Regions from separate parts of the Homo sapiens genome. Here region 1 is linked to region 2. A link is an interaction called in ENCODE POLR2A ChIA-PET data of the cell type or tissue named here. Cell type or tissue: B cell. All regions are shown on one strand.

Region 1 (2,500 bases), 270 kb before region 2:
GGGTTTTGCCAGGTCGTCCATGCTGGTTTCAAACTCTGGGGCCCAAGCGAGTCACCCGCCTTGGCCTCCCAAGGTGCTGGGATTACAGGCATGAACCACTGCACTCAGCAGCAAATTCCTTATTGCAGGAAAATCTATGAATCCTCCTTTCTTCCTCCTCCCTATCCAAGAGGCCACCAGATCCTACTGGTGGTGCCTCTAAAATATCTGTTGCCTGTCTTCTCTCTGTCTTGCTTGTTACGAATTAGTTTATTATGCCATTGCCCTGTCTGGGATTGGCTCCCCTACTCATCCCTCTGCCCTCTGGCTCCAGCATCTCTGTCACCAGGAGTCATAGTCTTCCCCTGAGGACCAACCCCAGGGCCTCTTAGCTTCATCTTCCTTCTCCTCCTCCTCCCAGGGATCTGCTCCAAGATGATGGATGTGACCAGGCCTCTCTGTGGGAGCTGCCACCTCCTCCTGGCCATGTTGCCTTGTCTCTCTCCTCATGGTCACAACATGGCTGCAGCAGTTATTCTATCTATCTATCTATCTATCTATCTATCTATCTATCTATCTATTCTAATCTATCATCTATCTATCCATCATCTATCTAATCTATCTATCATCTGTCTCTTATCTATCATCTATCTATCTAATCTGTCATCTATACTTCATCTATCTAATCTATCATCTATCTATTATCTATCTATCTAATCTATCATCTGTCTATCCATCATCTATCTATCTAATCTATCACCTATCATCTATTATCTACCTATTATCTGTCATCTATCTATCTAATCTATCATCTATCTAATCTATGTATTTATCTAATCTATATATCTATGCATCTATCTATGTATCTATGTATCTATCATCTACCTACCTATCTATCTATCATCTATCCATCCACTCATTCACCCATCTATAATGAATTTTACTCACATGAAGATAATAAATACTCAAGACTCATCCCTTCCTAATTCTTCTACTACCTGGCTGGAACTAGAAAAGGAATGAGAGTGAGCATACCGTCAGCAGAAGGGATGCCTACACTAACAGCCGTTAGTTAGCATCATTCAAAAGTCCTCTTGATCTGGTTCCTGCCTACTTCTCCAGCTCCGTGTCACACCCCTCGCCCTGTTGGACACAGTTCCACGCCATACTGGGCATCCTTCAGTTCCTGGAATCCGCCAAACTCTCACCCACCCCTGGGGGTTTTTCCTGCCACTGACTTCTAACCTCTGCTGGGTCTTGGTTCAGATACCACTTTCTCCAGGAAATCTTCTGCGACCTTCGGACTGGGTTGTTGACCACCTATGAGCTCCCATATCTGTCTCTATTTTATTTAATAAATATGTATTCGCCACCTCATCTGTGCCAAGACCTACTGCTCCATTGCTTGTTCTTGTCTGTTTCCCACTGGAACATACGCCCTGCAGGGGCCAGCATCGCATGCACCTTCCTCATCAGCATGTCCTGTGACAGCTAACAGCACGCAAAGCACAGGCCACAATGCCACACATTTTTGTTGGAGAAGAAAAAATGAATTAATTGTTTTAGTTGAGGTGAAATTCACACAACGTAAAATCAGCCATTTTAAAGTGAACAATTCGTGGCCGGGCAGAGTGGCTCACACCTGTAATCCCAGCACTTTGGGAGGCCAAGGTGGGCGGATCACCTGGGGTCAGGAGATCGAGACCAGCCTGGCCTACATAGCAAAACCCCGTCTCTACTAAAAATACAAAAATTAGCCAGGTGTGGTGGCATGCACCTGTAGTCCCAGCTACTAGGGAGGCTGAGGCAGGACAATTGCTTGAACCCAGGAGGCAGAGGTTGCAGTGAGCCGAGATCATGACACTGCACTCAAGCCTGGGCAACAGAGCAAGATTCTGTCTAAATAAATGAATAAATGAAGTGAAGAATTCAATGGTATTTCGTACAGTCACAGTGTTGTACAACCACTGCCTCTGCCTGGCTCCAAACATATCCATCACCCTCCAGGAAACCCTGCACCCATTAAGCTGTCACTCCCCACTCCTCCCTCCTCTTGGGTTCAAGTGATCCTCCCATCTCAGCTCCTGAGTAGCTAGGACTATAGGCACGCACCACTACACCCAGATAACATTTCGATTTTTTGTGGACTGTGTTGCCCAGGCTGGTCTCAAACTTCTGGGCTCAAGAGATCCTCCTGTCTTGGCCTCCCAAAGCACTGGGTTTACTGGCATGAGCCACTGTGGCCGTCTTGTTCTTCATTTTTAAAAGGAGACAAAAAATAAGGCAGTTGTGTCACTTTGCCTCTGAGTCTGAGGGTCTGATGCCTGGAACTATAGGAACTCTCTCTGAGGCCAGGAGCGGCAGCTCACGCCTGGAATCCCAGCACTGTAATCCCAAGGCAGAAGGATCGCTTGAGCTCAGGAGTTTGAGACCAACCTCAGCGACATAATGAGACCCTGTCTCTACAAAAAAATAAAAAACATCAAACATCAGCTAAGCATGGTGGTATGTGTTGTAGTCC
Region 2 (2,500 bases):
CTTGGTTTCCCAGACTCCACATAAACCCCCAGAAGGGGTCCGATTCCTCCTGTGTGGCTAAGACTGAGTTTCTCGCTAGCCTTGGCGAAGCAAGGGAGAGGGCAGAGTTACATTTAAGGTGACTCAGTAAAACAAAGGAGCCTGGGAGCTCCTGCACTTGGCTTCTGCCACAGCCGCATCACGTGCCCCTGGCTTGTCTACCCTGCTGCGCTCGAGCTCCTGGAGGTTGGATCCCTCCAAGGTGAGCCCAGCACTTTGTCCACAGCAGTCAGTCAATATTTGCTGAATTAAATCTGGGGCCCAGCCTGGGATCTCCAGGCCTTGGAGCCAGACTGTCTGACTCTTGAGTTCCAGCCCCGCCCCATGCCAGCTTTGTGACTTTGAGCATGCCATTCAACCTCTCTGAGCCACGGTTTCCTTGCCTGAAAAATGGGAGTAGTGCCGGCTGCAAGGTGAGATACCTGTGCAATCGCACTGCAGTGGGCTTTGCGCTTGGTTTCATGCTCTGTTGTCCCTGTTTTGAAATTCTTCATACGATTTTGAACAAGGAGCCCCTACATTTTTATTTTGTATTGAGCCCCACAGATTATGTAGCCGGGATCCTGAACGGAATTAACAATATTTTCTACCTCAGAGAGTCGTTGCAAGCATTAAATAAACTGATCTGCTTAGCACGTAAGCAGTACCCAATAAATAGGAACAAAGGCCTATTGTCTCTTGCTGTTAGCCCAACCCCAGTGCCCATGTGTGATAAATGAATGAAATGACCGAATTGAGTGACAGCCTGGCAGCATCTGGAAGCGAAGGTGCCTGGGTGACGGGGGATGGAGGTGAGGGTTGAGAAGAGCTGTAAAGGAAGCGGGGCAGTTTTGCACCCCACGTTGTGCAGCTGCAGTTTCCTAAACAGCCGGTGATCCACGCTGTGGTCGAGACCCGGCCGCCACACCCCGCAAAAAGTCCACTTGGTGAGAGCTGAGAACGAGGGTTCCAGTCTTTATTATGCGGGCGTTCAGTTTCTAGCTCCCGGGCCGTGGTCCGCGTCCAGCTTCCAGAGCCGCCGCGGGATACCAGCCGCCACTGGCTCGGCGTTCCACTAGCACCGGCGCCCCGCCCAGCCCCGGGTCCGGAGGCGGGGCCGCGGAGCGTCCGGCGCAGGCGCAGGCCGGTATGGGACGGGGCGGGGCTCAGAGGAAGGGGTTGGTGCCGGTCTGCGGGGGCGGGGGCCGCGGCCCGGCTGAGCTCGGCGTGGGCAGCAGCGGCTGCGGTGCGAAGGCTCCGGCCTGCGGGAAGACGCTAACCGAGGCGGGGAGGGTCAAGCCAGCTGGCACGCTGCTGAGCGGGAGGGGCAGAGAGGCGCTGTAGGTCATGGAGCCCAGGGGCGCCCCCACAGGCCCGCCTGCCAGGCCCAGCGCCGGCGAGCCGGTGCGCATCTGGTTTAGCGTCGGCCTGCCCGGCTCGCCCGCGCCGAACGGGTTGGTGGGGGACGGAGCGCTGAGACCTGCAGAACGAGAGTGGCTTTGAGTGACCCGGGGTTCAGAGCCCTACACCGGGAGGTCGTGGAAGTTGGGAAGAAGAGTGGGCTCCTCCGGCGGAGGCTAGGCTCTGAAAGCAGGAGCCCCTGGGTTGAGGGACAAGGGCATATCTTACCTGTCAGGAAGGGGTTCCGGGTCTTTGCAACCTGGGGTGCCTTGACCAACGAGTCAAGGTTGACCAAGGAGGAAGCTGAGGGACCCAGGAAGGACTCGGGAGTCCGGCAAGCTCGGGCCTCTTTGCTTGGCTGGGTTAGTGCTTCCCCTAGTATGCCCAGGTCCAGGGCATCTGGCTCCTTCGTGCCATTTTGCTTGGAACTGGGGCTGGGGTCTCCAAACAGGTCCAGCTCTGGAATAGAAATGCTAGAGCTAATTGGTGGGGAAAGGGATTGGCGCCCGACGTGGGAGGAAGAGGACAGAGGCTGCTCGGGGTGGGCCCCTCATTCCCCAGAGCCTCACCATCCCCTTGCCCTGCTCACCCACAGGGCTGCTGGGCTTCCCAGAGGGCAGGGCCTGCTCCAGCCCCTCCTTGGTCTCTGTGGATTCTGGAGGTTTGGCAAATGGGTCAAAGGTCGAGGCACCACCTCGGAAGAGAGAGAGGAAGAGGAGATGGGTTGACAAAAAGGGCAGGTGTTGGTCTGACCCCTTTCCAGAGAAGCTGTCCTCCTAACACAAACAGTATCTGCTGCCCCTTGGCCCTGCCTGGAAGTCCCCCAGCTCCTCACTCACACTCTCTGGCCCTCTTCTTACCAGGTGTGTCGGAGGTCTCCAGGGAGGCTCCCCAAGGGTCAGCCCCAGTGCTGGGGAGTTTGTGGTGGGGAGAGTTCAGGGCCCAGGGGTCTGTGGTGGGGGGCCCAGCAGGCAGCACTGGGGTCCTGCCCCAGGGCTCAGAGGAGGAGAGCATGGGAGTCAGATCCCAGGGCTGGCTTCGGGACAGGACGGTTCCTGAGGGGATCGGAGACCAGGGGTCT

The links. ChIA-PET counts read pairs that join two places held together with the same protein. Peaks named below come from ENCODE experiments on the same cell type or tissue, not always from the same donor. Only the 100,000 strongest peaks of a DNase experiment are listed, where the experiment ranks them.
Region 1: POLR2A ChIA-PET joins it to region 2 with 15 read pairs; 2 of 35 experiments call an interaction of 5 or more read pairs at or near these places.

What each region holds. Positions count from the first base shown.
Region 1 is chr17:50,812,039-50,814,538 of GRCh38, reverse strand. No RefSeq gene overlaps it. Among named protein-coding and RNA genes, the nearest start is that of WFIKKN2, 22 kb to the left of the region's middle. In B cell, no CTCF peak of the experiment used is centred here; no DNase peak of the experiment used is centred here.
Region 2 is chr17:50,540,842-50,543,341 of GRCh38, reverse strand. It overlaps EPN3 (epsin 3), which reads right to left. Exons shown (of 10, transcript NM_017957.3): 7 at 2,280-2,500; 8 at 2,009-2,113; 9 at 1,648-1,878; 10 at 1-1,498. The coding sequence ends at 1,185. Among named protein-coding and RNA genes, the nearest start is that of SPATA20, 5.1 kb to the left of the region's middle. RefSeq lists an enhancer at 1-286 and a silencer at 1,023-1,462. In B cell, CTCF peaks have their summits at 1,105 and 1,318; DNase peaks (open chromatin) are centred at 1,181, 1,866 and 2,152; H3K4me3 peaks cover 1,410 bases; H3K27ac peaks cover 382 bases; H3K27me3 peaks cover 322 bases.